2 separate regions of the Mus musculus genome follow, and region 2 is linked to region 1. A link is a loop called in an ENCODE intact Hi-C map of the cell type or tissue named here. Cell type or tissue: left cerebral cortex. All regions are shown on one strand.

Region 1 (8,000 bases):
ATGCTGTTACTCAAAACTCTCAAACTCAACCGTCTCCTGACCCAGTCCAAGAAGCAACCAGTGTGCTCTGCCTCACTTCCTAGCAACCATCTTAAAAAGACACCATTTGGTTTCATCTCAAAAGACAAAATAGGGTTTTCACCCCGTCCTGCTATTAATTCTTCGGACCAAAGTTAAAGCAGGGAGACTTTAAATCACGACACCAGACGAACACAGGCACCCAGCTAAGTGGATGCCACAAAGGGTGTGTCTGAGAACACGGAATTGACTGAGTCTGAGTCAGACTTTGCCCTGGTGGACTTTAAGATGCCCTCGGCTATAACGGTCTCACTGGGGAAAAGCTTGACTTTGCCATTCTGTCCGGCCGCCGTGTCCTTCAGGGGCTCCAGAAACACGACTCTTTTACCTGCCTTCCGATCGTCAGCAGAGGCATCGCCAGTGGGGCCAGGACTGAGAATGGACGAGTGGGCACTGCTTTGGCTCAGCGTGTTTTTCTGTCTCTTGGCTTTGCATTTGCATGGGCACGGCGTCAGGTACAGATACAGTAGCACTAGAACTATACTGGCCACGCAGGCAGCCAGGGTGGTAAAGGCCGTGTTAAACGCCTCGTGGGCGTGGGATCTGTTTATGGTGAAATTGCTCACGTTGATCATGATATCCACCGTCTCGTTTAACAGCCGCTGCCTGTTCATTGCGATACAAGAATATACCCCGGCGTCCTCAAAGCCAGGGTTCTCTATGACCAGACTTCCGTTGTAAAACACACGAAAGTTCCCCATGTCTTTATCTGGCTCCAGCAGCCTGTTATCGGGACCGACCCAGATGAAATCAGTATTTCCATTGCCAGTCTTGCTGTCACAGTGGACGATCGCCCTCTCCCCAACCTGAGCCTCGTGGATAAAGCCAAGTGCGTGGAAGGAGCCGTTGATAACGCTGTAAGAACAGTTCAGAAAGCTCTCCTGGAGCAGCTGCAGCTGGTGGGAGTGCCTGGAGTCAGACCACAGGCGACAGGTATAGTCATTCTTAAAATCCATCACGGAGCTAAAGTGCCTACGGTACCAAAAGATCAGCAACGAGTACAGAGAACAGTCACATACAAATGGGTTCCCGTGAAGGTAGATGCCTCTCAGCTGTCTCCCCGGCACTAAGTTTATATGGTGCATCGGTATGGAAGGGATTCGATTATAGGAAACATCTAAAAATGTCAGATCAGCCAGCTTGAACCTCCCAGTATACAAATCCATAGGGAACTGTGTGAGAAAGTTCCCACTCAGATAGAGTTTCTGCAAGTGGGAAAGCCCCCCGAACGCTGCGGGGTCCAGATAGGAAATGTGGTTGTTGTACAGCAGCAGTACTTCCAGAGCCTTCAGCTCTTGGAATGTGGCACTCTTTACCGACTTCAGCCTATTGGATGATAAGTCCAGACACTTTAAATTTGGGGTTGTGGAGAAACTGCCCGTGGAGATGCTGGTGATGTTGTTGTGGCGAAGAATTAAGGTGCTCAGCTTGACAAACGACACCGGGATCCAGTCGGCATCCAACAGTCCGATTCTGTTATAGCTCAGATCCAGTCTTTTAATCAGTCTGAAAAGGTTCCCGGGCACCTTAGATAGGTTTTTGTTGGTGCAGCTGACAATGTCGGTGGCACAGATGCAAGCAGTGGGGCACATTCCTGAGGCGCTGGGGCTCACCATCACTGCGATCACCAACAGACACAGCAGCTCTCTGCAACCCGGTTTGACAGCTCTAGGCAGGGTGGGCAGTGTGTGGAACCTTAACGACATTATGGTCGCCTCTGAGTCTCTTGCCAGTCGCTTCTCATCAGCTCAGTCTCCCACCAATCTGGTAACAACATTTAAAACGGGAGAAAAGTACAAGTTAACTGCCACTAGTTAACCCGTTAGAGTTATTCCGTAATTGCTTTCATTCCAATTAACTTTTGAAATGGGTTCCATCTCCAACAGGGGTGGCTTTTTAATAAAGAACCTGTTATATGCATTTTTCCTAGATTACTCCAACTCAGTGAGATTTCCAGGTACCTTCTCTCAATGCGACAGTCTCAGCATGAGAAACTCAGGCTTTTTTGTGTGTTTTTGTTTCTAAAGGATGCATTCTGCCTTAACTCCCTCCACCGACACACACAAAAACACACAATCGCATCCCATAAACAATTGAACGGAAATACTTAGCCAGCCGTCGGTCTAGCCGACCACTCACAGCGCTGGGAAGCCGCAGCGGCTCGGAGAGGCCGCCGACGGCGGTGCGCTCGGAAGGTCCGCGCGTCCGCCTGCCGGTTTGCGCCCCGCGCGCTCGCACCTTCCCTCCAGCTCCCGGTGGGCGGCAGCCTCTCAACTTTGGCGAGTTTCGAGGCAGCGGCGCGGGCTCCCCGGCTCTCTCGCTCGGCTGCAGGTACCGCCGGAGCTCGGCCGCGCCGGGAGCGGGGTGGGCGGCGGGGGAAGCCGGCCCGCCGGTGGCGCTCGCAGGCTGCAGGGCCCGGGCTCCCGCGCCCGCCGCCCGCCTTTTATCCCGTGCGCCCGGGGTCGGGAGCGGGCGGGAGGCGGGTCCCCGCGTCCTCGCTCCTCGGGCGCCGCGGCGGGCGGAGCAGGGGAGGGGGGGCGCAGCCAATCGCAGAGGCGGCCCCGTGCGGGCTCCGCGCCGCCTCTCGGCCGGGTGGGACCGCAGCGAGGCCTGCGACTCTGCACCCCCAGGCCCCGCGCCCCTCGCCCCGCGCCCGCGGGGGAGCCGCCCAGCCCGGTAGGGAGCCGCCCAGGGTGCCGGGGTGCCGCGCGCCGGAGCCCGCGGGCGGTGGCCCGCAGGTGGCACCCCACCCCGATCTCGGAGCCTGGCTTTAGGGGCTGGGGCGAGGGGCCTGGCGGGCGCTGTGCACCGGGTGCTTGCTGGGGTCCCCGCCCGGGTTTGGAGGAGGAGGAGGAGGACAGGAGCGAGGGCCGCGGCGCGTTCCCTCGGGCACCACCGGGGCTTTGCGGGGGGAGGGGGTGCGGAGGCGCCGCGGGGACGCCCCCCGGTTCCCTGGGAAAGTTCGAGCCCTTTTCCTAACTCGGAGACGGCGGCCCGAGGCACCGGGCCCAGCTCTAGAAGCAAAGGGGCAGGAAAGAAGGCTTCCGGTTGGAATGCACAGATAAGGGCATTAGCCTTTAAAAAAAATAAACAAAAAAAACAAAAACAAAAAAAATCCAGAGTCGCGCTGGCGGCTTCAGGACTAGGATTAATTCGGTAGGGGTGGCTACGCAGAAGGACTTGTCCCCTAGAGGCCCTACAGCCACCAGGGCTCCAGTAGACTGAGCTAGCATTCTCGGAAGGCACAAGCTGAACAAGGCCATGTGAAAATGAGGGAGAGAGCTTGAAGCTGGTGGGCTTTTCGATTACAAATCCATTCTTGTTTAAAGGCTTAAACGATGGGATTTGACTGAGCCAAGTGATCCATTTGGCCGTTGTGTACGGATTAAAAGAAATAAATTACTGTCCCTAAAAAACCATGCTAGCCACAGTAGAAGGGCTTAGGGAGCCAATGAAAGGTAGACAAAATTGGGGAGACAGTGAGGGCAGAGCACATGAATACAACTTTAAAAACCAAAATGATCCCCCCCCCCCCCCACGGCATCCTTAAATTTATCGGAAAACTTCCTGAGTGAGTTTTTGGCATGGATCTGATGGACCTGTGTGTTGCGTTAATGTGGACTGGTTCCGGGAGAGCTCAGCGATTCAGGGTTTTCAAGGGAGGGCAACTTGGTTCCTGTTAGTTTCACTTTCACTAAAGATTGACTTTTAAAACCACAAGCATCCAGCCTAGTGTGCTCCAGGGGTGCATTCTTCATTTCCCCAGAGAAATAGGTTTAAGATTCCTATCAGACCACACGCACACCCCCAACCCCCGGGCTTCCCCCAAGAAAACCTCGGGTTTAAGGCTCAAAGTCACAAAGCTGAGCGGTCACCTGGAAATGGAGTCAGGTAATCAAAGGAATGTTATTTAAATGACCAGTAAGTGACTGGGTTTTGCAGTCCTAAATGGAAGGAAATTGGGAAGCTGGTTAACCCGTGCTTATCACAAAATGATCTAAAATGGGTGGTTTTTTTTTTTTTTAAGAAGTGGAGAGTGGAAGTTATGCTATACCTGCAGGCAACTCTCAGAAGTATCTTGCCATCACCCCACAGCATAAACCAGCTGTACACAAACTCGCAGGGGGCAGGTCTATATAAGACCAGCTCTCTGGACTCCCATGCATGTCAAAGGCAAGAGAGGCATGAAAGGTGTGTGTTTACTAGCCTGGAGACAAGAAAGCTGACTTCAGTAATAGCAAAAGGTATGGCCTTACTTTGCGGAAGGTAATGTTTTTTTTTCAGGTTTATTTATTTGATAACCTTTATCACCTCATGGATCTCCACCATGTTAGTCAATGTTCGGTTGCTATAACAAAATACCTAAATGGGGCGCCTTTCTCAAATGAAATTGAACCCACAATTATAGAGATTGGCTGTCCAAGGTCATACCTCTTGCTCAGTCCTGCCTCTAGAGGAGAACCCACAGGGTACTCACAGCAGGGTGGATGGTTGAAGAGTAAGTCAGGGAGCAACATAGAGGCACAGCGTGCCAGAGAGGTTCAGGACCCACATTTGTTATTTGTGTAACAACTTTAGCACCAGTGGTCCCTTGAGACCTTCATTAATCCTGTCCATGGGTGAGCCTCCATGAATCAATGGCTCGACATAGACCCCACCTCCTCGAAGCGTCACACCCTAATATGGTCACATATGGTCAGACTTCTATCAAGTGGATTTTGGAGGGACACACTCAAATCGTATTCAAACCATAGCACCCGCTCTCCACTATAAGGAAAATTCTGTGAAGACAGCCGTTTCCTCTGTCAGGGTCCCAGCTGACATTTGGTTGGCATTCAGTGACGTTTTCATGAATGAAACCGAGTGACAGGATACGTATTCTAGATGGCAATGGTCTCAGTCTGCTGGTTCTTGTTGCTTACACTTCATAAAGCTTGTCTTGAAGGCAGGGGACCCTGACAAATGTTAGAGTCCTGGATCCAGCCATGCCTGAAAGCCACCAAATGCTTTTATTTAACTGTATTCTCTACTGATCTTTGTTTTGGGTACACTGTTCTGCGTTGTGCCTTTGTCCCTTGTGACTGACCTAGTCCTGGTGCCCTCAGTGGAGGTGTGAGTTGTCTATGTGTTCTTATGTGCCAGACCAAGCTAGCCTGCATACGGTAGCTCATTCATTGTTCACCGAACCCTACAGTGATACTGTCCCATAACCCAGACGATCAACAGCCGCACTCCAAATTGTTTGAAAGTGGAATGTGTTGAAATGGACTTGAGGCTCTCCTCGAAGAGTTTTAAGTTAAACAGAACAGAGAAGTTTCTTCCTCCAGCTTGGAAGAAGTACCAAGACAGATGGCTGAGTGCCGTCTTGGGCTCTAAAGTGGGACAGATGGATGGTCCTTTGGTCTCTCCGCGTGGTATTTTCTATTGGTATTTTTGACCGTTTGATGATGATGACTCCAGTGGATAGTAGGAAGTGGCTTCAGGGTATGATCTGATTTTGAATCTGGTGGGCTGAGATGGGCGTGGCCGTGGTTCACCTTCCTGGCTTTGGAAGGCTCTCCCGTCTGGAGGGTGTGATTGAGATGAGGTCTCGGGTTCTAGCTCTGTGGTTTCCAATTTCTCAGGTTGTATTTTAAAATCTTGAAGAGTTAGAGATCAAGGGCAAGGCATGATTATAGCAGTGGTGTATTCGATTGCTCTAGGGGAGCAGAACTCATACAGTGAATCTGTATATAAAGAGGGGACTTACCAGCTAGGGTTGGACTACTGTCTTAGTAGTCCCTCATTGGCCAGTCCCACACTGTGCATGCTGAAGACCTAGTAGCTATGCTGTCTGTGAGGTTGGATGCCTCAGCAGACCCAGCCTGCCTCTGAAGGCTTAGAGCTGGATTCTGCTATTAACAGAGGAATACAGCAGCGATGGCAGCAGTGGGGTAGATGACCTTGCCAGTGAGAGCAAGGGCCAGCAGGCAAAAAGCAAAGTTTTCATCAGTGCTGCCATAGGGGGGTGGGGATGGGGGTGGGGGTGGGGGCTGTCCACATCCAGGCTGGGTCTTCTCATCTCAGATAACCTGATTGAGAAGGTCCCTCACGGGTTTGCCCAGCGTGCTTTGCCTTTTAGGTGATTCCAGATCCAGTTCGTATGACAAGCAAGATTAACCATAACAAATAGTCGCTTTGGCTAATACTAACATTCAGTAGGGCTTCCTCGCCTGTGTGGGGTTTTCATGTTCTCTATTTCTTTTGAATCTAGCAAGTTTTCTGTGATCTACTAGAATGAATCAATCCCTCCCCCCTCGTGTGTGTGAATGTGTGTGTGTGTGTGTGTGTGTGTGTGTGTGTATACGTGTGTACGTGTGTACCTCATTGCCAGGTAGCAATCATAATAACAGACTGTAAAAGGGAGTGTTCTTAGGATTGAGTTTTCTTACATTAAGTATACATTAAGTATTCAGGATTCAGAGCACTGGACGCTAAGGGTCACACAAAAGAGTCAGTGACTCTACCTTGGGTCCTTGTCTCACAGGCTCAAGAAAGAAATTCACAAGACAAGAAGAGTCTTCTTAGGAGGGAACTTTTTATTCTAGAGATGCAGCTTTGAAGGAGATTAAAGATCTATTGCAGAAAGCAGAGCTCGGGAGAGGTTCCAAGGGAAGGGAAAACCCTCTAAACTGTTTGTCTAGGGGCTTTTTATAGGATGGCAGGAACTAAAGAAAGACGGAAGACATTTCTGTTATGGTTGGTTTATTCTCTGAATGTATCACAAGTTGTGCCAATGGAGCCCCACACTCTGTGCGTGTCCTGCAGGGAGATGTTCACAGGCTGCATACCTGTTGCTCTCACAGTTAGGGGAGTGGTCACTCTTTGAAGCCCCTCTTCATCTTTGGCTTGTTTGTGCGATGTTGACCTTGTTGGCAGTTTGCCCCGGCTGCTGTGGCAGTGGCTGCAGCAACAGACCTTACAGGTGGTGTGGTCTTGAACTCTGGTGGGCTCTGCCAGCCATTATGTATTCTGTTTTCTCTTTGTTCTCTTGCTTCCATGATCAACTTGCAGTTTCGCCATGGTGGGAGCTAACTACTCTCATCGCTACAGACACAAAACTGTTGTTCTCCTTGGTTACGTCATATCTACTCCCCATATTCAGGGTGTGCCCTTTCGGGAACAGGTGGAGGCTTCTTAAAAACTGTTTTTGTTTTTTTTTGTTTTTTTTACCCGTAATGAAGCCTGTTATAACTGGCCGAGTTAGAAATAAGAATATTCGGAAGGCAACGGTGCCTTGCACATGCTCCTTCAGGAAAGAGGGTCTTTAGGGGAGCCAGCTCGCCTGCCAGAACTAGCTCAGAGCCCCATCCTTCCTGTCATCTGGTCAGCTTGGTAGGTTAATACCTCTGATATCCCTTTTATCCCTAACCTTTATTTCACTGCTACAATAGTTTTTTTTCCCCTAAAGTGTTGACCCAAGGGAGATACATGGCTTTCTCAGCAGCCATGTAATGGACCACATTCCCTGCCCAGGGAGGGCCCTGGTGGTCAGCTCTGACCAGGGTCCATTCCCTGGGCTTCCTCTTCATTCCAGGCTGCTGTTGGTAGTCAGTGGAGAGAAAAGTCACCTTTTAAAAACATTTTAACTGTACAATCTAGCTTGTCCTAAATTGTAAAGTTCATATTTTGGTGTGCTTACAGGGGTCCGCACCGCACATCACTGAGCCAGTAGGCAGTGAGTAGGTTGAACCTGTTCCTCCCCTTTGAAGACTGGATGTGAAATGTCTCCCAAAAGGCTTGTGCGTTTGAACAGCTGGTCCCCTGCTTGGTGTAGGCCTTGAAGCGGGGCTTAGCTGGAGGAAGTGGCTTGCTGAAGGCACACTCCTGCCACGGAGCCTCCTCAACAGGATAGGGTGTGCAGTCGTGAACTATAAGCCCAG
Region 2 (8,000 bases), 260 kb after region 1:
GCTGAATTATCAGGCGCCAAGTGCCCACCCCCTGAAGCGCTGCATCTGTTGTAGGTTGGAGATAAATGAATTGACTGCCAAAACATCTGAGTGGGCGATACATGTTTGTCCTTCATGTGAGTCACCAGGGACTCCTTCCATCATTCTGTCTTGGTTGGAAACCAAGTATTCACCAGAGATAGGTGCCAATGCTTAACAACAAAGAGGGTTTAATCTGAACATATTCCTTGCCTACACACAGACTCAATTGCTTCCACGGTGCAGAAGTCTGGTCTGACTGCTTCTGTCAAACAAACCAGCAGACAGAGGCCACGAGGTTATGGCCCATGTCATGCTTCCCTACGTGATCAGGTCAACAGTATCCACCTACAGCCAAGCTGAGCAGTAGGCTAGGCAAGCCAGGCCGATGGCACTGCATGCTGGTAGTCTACAAGGACTAGCTTGCCTAAAGACACATCACAGAATGGTCTTTGTCCCTCTGTCCACAAGGGTATTTGTGAAGACTATATGTGGACCTGGGGACAGGGGATGTGGGGGAAAATGCATGGTAGGTCTTCCCATCTAGATACTGCCTGACATGGGCTCAGACAGACCAGCAGCAGCCCCAGACCCTGCTGTAAGGCACAGAGGTCAGGAAGCCTAGCGGGACAACTCCTAGATGTGGCATAGCTAGAAGCCACGTTCAGCTATCCCAGAGTAGATGTCTCTCCTGTCTTACTCAATGATCTATCACTGTGAAGAGATACCATGACCATGGCAACTCTTATAAAAGAAAACATTTAACTGAGGTTTGCTTACATTCAGAATCAGTCCATTACTGTCATGGTGGGGAAACATGGCAGCACACAGGCAGACATGCTGCTGGAGAGGGAGCTGAGAGTTCTACATCTGATCTTCTGGCAGTGGGAAGTGTGGGGAGCCTTTTGGGGTGCCATTTGGCAGGAATCTGACATTGGCCAATGACAAGGAAATGGGCTTCTGGCAGGAATCTGACATTAGAGCATGACAAAGAAGTAAGTCCAGGCAGGGACCTGACATTGGCCAAGGACAAGGAAGCAAGAATCTGGTTTTAGGGTAGAACAAAGAGGCTCTGATATATTGATCATCCTTAGAAACAGTTATCACCGGAGTGATCGTGTGGCTTTGTGTTTATTGTCTTGCTTGTTCTTTGATTATTGTCTTGCTTGATTCATTGTACTACTGGCCCTTAATACTTGCATGTAATTAAAATGGTATAAAATGCAGATTGGGAAAATTAAATTTGCCTTCAGTCTCAGAATTGACTGGGGTCATGCTACAATTTGTTTAACTATCTTTTTTTTTTTTCTTTTTAATCCTCACTCCCTCGCTGGAGAACCTGTTGACTGACTGAGTGGGCTTGGTCAGGGAAGAGCAAGTGAGCCACAAGACCTGGCTTGAGCATCTGAAAACCCAAAGCTCAACCCTGGTGACACACTTCATCCAACAAGGCCACACCTCCTAATCCCTCTCAAGTAGTGCTACTCCCCAATGTCCAAGAATTCAAACATACAAGCCTCTGGGAGCCATTGCTACTCAAATTACTACACCTCCTGTCCTATTTATCATATTCACACACACACACACACACACACACACACACACACACACGCACACACGCACACGCGCGCGCGCGACTTAGAGATCCACCTGGCAGGTGTGAGGATAGAGGGAGAGGATCAAGGGCGACTTTCCTGTTTTTGGTTTAGACGCCAGGTTGCTGCTATTTTCAGGGATGACTGAAGAGAAGCAGGATTCTCTTTTCAGAGTGGGCTGGGGATAATCAGATGTTTTGTTTTAGCCTCTGTGGGCTGGGGCAGGGCTAAATTTCTCAGCATGGTTGAAACTGAATCCCACATATAGACTACTCTCTGCCTGATTGAGAACTCTTTCTGGAACACTGATGTCGCTGATTCTGGAGACAGAGAAAGTCATTGAAATAATGTATACTTCATATTACATCATAAACATGGAAGGTCATATCTGTGTCTTCCCACAGTGTCAGAATTTGTTAACAATAAATGCACAAGGCACCATGTTCACCTCTTTGTAGGGGTCTGGTGAATTAGTTATACTTTTTTCTTGTGCTGGTGTATTTGAAAAGTCCTTAGGTGTCATCTAGTTTTCCTCATGTTGTTTCTTCTTCCTTCCTTCCTTCCTTTCAATTTATTTATTGAGGCAAGGTCTCACTCACTATGTGACCCTGGCTAGTTCAGAGCTCACTATGTAGACCAGACTGACCTTGAACTTGATCCACCTGCCCCTGCCTTCCAAGTGCTGGGGTTAAAGATACATGCCACCCACCTTTCTTCCTCTTTTTGTCATGTCTACATACCACATTTCCTTTTTCCATTCAGTGATTGACACTGATGCTGATTCTGCCCACATTTGTGGGGAGCTGAGGAAGCCCTGGGGGAATGTGTAAAGAGTAGATGAAGGCTTGAGTAAGTGTGTTGTGTTCAACATTGGCCCAGTGATGTCAAGGACCCGGTGCCTCAGAACATCATGGTGGTGGCCAGTAGAAAGCCACTTTCTTCATGACAGACAAGGATAGGGAATTAGTGATACATAGGTAAGTAGGTAGGTAGATCAATAAGTAGGTAGACAGAGGTAGATGATAGACAGATGAGAGAGAGAGAGAAGACAAATGGACAGATTGGTGATAGATAAATGATAAATTATAGATATATAGATAGATAGATAGATTAGATAGATAGACACCTAGATGATAGACAGATGGATATATAGATAGATGATAGACAGACAGATAGGCAAACAGATGAGACTAGAGAACAAGATAGCAAAAACTTACCTGCAATGACCCTACTTCCTCCAACTAGGTCCCACCTCCCAAAGTTTCCACCTTCCTAAAATGGCTCCACCACGGGGAAACAACCCAACACTTTATGAACTCATGGAGGGCACTTCATGTAGAAACCACAGCATGCCTTTACAGGTATACACTATGATAAAGCAAGGCCATGTGAAACTGTTGCTTTAAACTTATAATGAGCTTCTAGAATGTAACACTGCTTTGAATGCACTGTCAACAGTATCTCCTTTTTTGTGCTACATTTTATCTATGAGGTAACTTTTATAAAGTAATTTTGCCTAAGAAGGTATAAATTGACAGAAGAAGTTAATTGTGGCTTTGGGGGCTCTGCCCCATTCACCAAATGTATATCTGTGGCATTTGGGGCTCAGACCCAACCACTAAATGTATATATGTCTGACTGTGTATATGTATGTACATACATACATCTGTAGGTATATGTGTATGTATGAAACTGTGCATGGAGACTTGTGGAATTGTTTGGCCTGGCCAAAATATGTGTGTCTGTGTCTATGTGTGTGCTTGTATCCTCTCTTTTTCTCAAAAACAGTTAACAGACTCCAAGCCTCTCACCTGGCCAGCAAGAGGCCCTGAGCCCTAGCAATTAAGCCTCTTTTTCTTAATCCCCTACTGCTAACAACAGGAGTTAATTACCAGAAGCCCACAGCTTTTGGCCTTAGAAAGGCAGAGTTAAAGAACGAGAAAATTTACCAAAAGTAAGCTAGTTAGCCCCCACAATTGAACCTTTGCTCCTGCCATTGCCGACACCACTCATCGCTGCCTGCCTCAGTCTACCTGAAATGCTGGACTAGTCACTGGCAATGAGCTACATTTGTCTGCTTCTTTGTCAATATGAACATTTAAATGAACACGTGCAGAGACACGTGCTGCTCATAAGACTGGCGGTAAGCAGCTGTTTGGACCATCCCGGGACTGCGTGGGCTTTAACACTGGCCCTGCCAATCAAGGCGTGGGAGGCCATGTGATTCACTCTGTCTTTTTGTCTGTGCCTGTGGAGCCTCAGGTATGCTAAGCACACATTCTGCCCGTGCACCTCGTGTGTCCATCACTATGCTATGAATCAGGCCCAGAAGCTGTTTTTCTTCGGTGACTGGGTTTGTCTAGTAGAGGAATGCCATGGAATATTTAAGTTACAAAATGCTACATAAATATAAAGAATTCCTGTGGACTACATTTCATTTACTGTTGGTCTTTTTTTTTTTTTTTTTTTCATCATCACTCCTGCCCATTAAAGCCTTGGTGATTCTAAAGTTACACATACGATTGTTTTATCATTTAGAGAAAAATTATAATAATAGCTACTTGCACACCCTACAGAGGCTTTTTTTTTTTTTTTCTTTTCTTCAAGACAGGGTTTCTCTGTAGCCCTGGCTGTCCTGGAACTCACTTTATAGGCCAGGCTGGCCTCAAATTCAGAAATCTGCCTGCCTCTGCCTCCCAAGCGCTGGGATTAAAGGCGTGCACCACCATGCCCTGCTGAGACTCTTTAGCGTATTTTCTATACTACTATCTCATTGGAGCTTTGTAAGTAAGATAGGACACTGTGATTGGAATTGAGATGTCTCCCCCCCCCCCCCCGCCGCCACCCCGCGCCCCCCTCCCCCCCGCGCCCCCTCCCCCACTCCTGTGTTGGGCTGCTTGGTCCCCAGCTGGTGGCACTGTTTTGGAAGGTTGGGGAACCTTTAAGAAGTGGAGCCTTGCGGAAGGAAATGGGCCCCAGCGGAAGGCTTTAAGGTTTTTTGTTGTTGTTGTTGTTGTTGTTGTTGTTGTTGTTTTGTTTTGTTTTGTTTTTGAGACAGGGTTTCTCTGTATAGTCCTGGCTGTTCTGGAACTCACCCGACTGGCCTCAAACTCAGAAATCTGCCTGCCTCTGCCTCCCAAGAGGCCTTAAGGTTTTAAATCTGGGCTGGCTCCGTTTTCTATCTGTGCTCTGCTCCCATTCAATATAACCAATTACATTTGTCACATCACAGTCGTCTCCATCCCTTCCCTGATATGATGGATCGTGCCCCCTTAAATGCTAAGCCAAAATGAATTCTCTTCTCACATTCAGTCCTTCTAGTTAAGTATTTCATCGCCGCAGTTTGCCCCCCACTCCCACTTTTTTTTTTAATTAGTGGGACTGAAACACAGACGTCATGGGATGCACCCAAGATCACACAGCTTCGTCAAGGCTTTGGGGAGAGAGGCTGCAGGGCTTCTGTTCCTGAGGTCGGCTTTTATGCTACCAGACAGCTGCTCAGGTTTCAGCTCTGCATTGGTCCGTCTCCTACAACCCCAAATGTGGCACAAACATCCCACCCAGCACACTTTCAACTTCAGAGAAAATCCTATCCAAGAAAATGCTTGTACTACAAAGGTTTAGAAACACAGCCCCGTCTCTTCCATGAGCGCCGAAGCCACCAGGCCGAGCACGAATTTAGCGCTATATTAAAACCAAGCCTCGCGTTTCAGAAGCCAACTGGGAAAAAAAGTCAACTAAAATTCTGCATGGAGGTAATAAAAATATCTTTTATTATCCTCTACAGACAGATTGTAGATGCGCTCCAATGTTAATTTACTGTCAATTTATTCATTTTTATATAATGTCCTCCAGTCAAGGTAGATTTAATTCCATTTTTGTCTTGTGTACTTCCTTTCAAGGCTTCGTAATTTCTTTTCTATTTTTACCCATTCCACTTTTGCTTCCTGTCAATTTTTATATCAAAATCTGCTTCAGTTCCCTTTGGCAAGGTGCAGTAATAAAAATATTCCTCATGCTTGAACGTTTAAATTTGCCATTGCACTTTAAAATGGTTCTCTGTCTGTGCCAACGGCGTAACTCTTCATCCAACGGGCACGGCTCCCAGACTCGCAGACGGCAGAAACCTGATTTCTATAAGGGTTCTTCATCACTGTCTAAAATGATCTTCTTTCTCCCACTAACTGACCCTGCGCTAAGCCCCTACTGTGCGCTAGACAGTGCGACAGGAATACAACTCAGGAGATGATGTTGGAATGGTAACCAGCCAGCATCTGGTACATGGGAGCGGCACATGTGTTCTTGGGGGCGGGAGGTGGGGGGCACCCCTGCTGTCATGTGCGCAGTGGGAAGAAGCAGGATAGACACTAGTCATCTGAAGCCACCCGCTGCTTCTCTAAGCTAGGAGACTGTCATACACACACAAACATAGTCTGTCACACACTGGGGCCCTTCTGTAGTTGCAAAGGACACAGAGCCATTGGACCTAGAAGCCTGAGCCAGCAGTGGACAGTGCCGGATGCATCCTTTACTTATAAAGAAGTTTGTGCCGTTTTTATTTTGTTTTTGTTTTAAGATAAGCAACTGGGTTAATCCCTGTGAGTACTGCTCAGAACGGTGCCTGGCACACACCAAGTGTTCTGTCTTTACCGTTATCGTGGTCCCTGGTTTTGTACTTTCACGAAGCAGAAGCGTGGGTCCCGTGGCTAGGCCACCATTGTTGCAGTGTTCCTGGGAATGCTTGCAGTGGCTTCAGGCACCATGGGTGGGATGAAGCTGCAGAGTGTAGGTGGCACCTAACAAAACAGTACCATCTTTTAGCTGTATCCTGTACCATAGTCTACCTCAAGGGCAGGATTTCCCACACTGGGAAAAGCACAAAACAAGGTAATTTTGTCACATAACAACTTCATGAGAACTTCGTGAGATCAGGATGACTTTCAAACAACCAGTTGACGTGAACATAGATCTGTTCAACTACAGGTGTCTGCTTTTCCCATGTCTGTCCATACTTCCGGATGACAGATAGATAGATACATATATACTGTATGTTGTATATTTAGTCATGGTGAGGGGGGTATTGAGAGAGAAGGGAGAGATAAGAAAGAGAAGAAAGAAAAAGATGTATTGAGTATTAGAGAGGCTTCCTTCTTCCATGTCCCTTATATAGGATGCACCAGAAGATGTGGCTCAGATCAAAGTAGGGTCTTCCCACTTCAATTGATCTGGATCAAGGGTGGGTCCTCTTCCTTCAGTGATTTAGTTAAGAGAAATACCTCACAAGTGTACCCAGCTGCTTGGGTTTTACCTAATTCCAAATGTAGTCACGTTAACCAAGAATAGCCATCACTGTGTATTATGATATGCGATATATAAATACAAGAGGTAATCAACTTTATTTACATATTTCAATATATACTATATGTAAATTAAACATGTTTAAATATATTGTACAATTATATATTTACATTTTAAGCATAATATCATAATATAGTTATAGAGAGAGGCATGTGTCTCTTGAAGATGCATGTCACCTTGAAGCATGGTGGAAGATAGGGGAAGCAGACATTGGACTCCAGGAATTGACTTGGAATCCACTGTCATTACATCACACCTGTCTATAGTGCAAGGTTGAAGGCTGTGCAGGGAGTTGTATGGTCTCTTTTACCCCAGGTATATCTAAAAAAGAAAAAATACCAATTTTTTTATTTACCAATCTTATTATTTGCTACTTTGTCACTTTCTCACAATGTGGATGCTCCTGACAACATTTATAAAAATGGAACGTATTCACTAATTCATCCTACAAAGGACTTTTAGCAGCCATGAGTGGCCAGGCTCTGTCTCTGGCACTTGGGTATAAAGTGATAAGCCAAACAGGTTAAAGGTAAAACCAACACATTAGATGCCCACACTCTGCTGCTGTGTGTGAGAGGGCAGCAGTGAGTAGACTGGCTCCAGCTCTGATGGATGCCGCTGTTGAAAACAGATATGGGATTACTTCACATCCGGTTTAACACCTGGTAGTGCCTTGTACCTGGGATGCAACCTACATCCTTATGGGTCATGCATGATGCTGCCTATGTCCTATGGATCATACATGATGCTGATCTGTCTTCACTCCAACTTCAGCTCCTAACATCCATCTCCCCCTTTAGTCATCAGCAACCTCCTTTCCATCCCTCAATACATGCATCCTCTCTGAAGGATATTCTCCTTGTCGCTCTCCTCCCATGGCTTTTTGAATGACCCCTTCAGCCTCATTTTTCCCACTAAAGCATCACCCTATAAAGAGTTTTCACAGAAATTCTACAGCCCATCATCCATTCTCTTCCCCTTTATTTTTCTGTCCTTTCTCTTTGCAACACTGACCCTTATCTAAAAGAA

Evidence for each region. Hi-C counts contacts between places; a loop is a spot of excess contacts. Peaks named below come from ENCODE experiments on the same cell type or tissue, not always from the same donor. Only the 100,000 strongest peaks of a DNase experiment are listed, where the experiment ranks them.
Region 2: it touches region 1 in a loop (2.3-fold over the local background); 7 of 42 quality-filtered maps call a loop at or near these places.

The regions. Positions count from the first base shown.
Region 1 is chr15:97,244,756-97,252,755 of GRCm38, forward strand. It overlaps Amigo2 (adhesion molecule with Ig like domain 2), which reads right to left and starts at 2,532. Exons shown (of 2, transcript NM_001164602.1): 1 at 2,218-2,532; 2 at 1-1,842. The coding sequence starts at 1,784. The coding sequence ends at 225. It overlaps Pced1b (PC-esterase domain containing 1B), which reads left to right and starts at 2,352. Exons shown (of 6, transcript NM_172293.4): 1 at 2,352-2,409. In left cerebral cortex, CTCF peaks have their summits at 2,290 and 3,286; DNase peaks (open chromatin) are centred at 1,827, 2,375, 2,578, 3,261 and 2 more places; H3K4me3 peaks cover 2,170 bases; H3K27ac peaks cover 775 bases.
Region 2 is chr15:97,502,121-97,510,120 of GRCm38, forward strand. No RefSeq gene overlaps it. Among named protein-coding and RNA genes, the nearest start is that of Gm41393, 99 kb to the left of the region's middle. In left cerebral cortex, no CTCF peak of the experiment used is centred here; DNase peaks (open chromatin) are centred at 103, 1,778, 3,819, 5,301 and 2 more places; H3K27ac peaks cover 585 bases.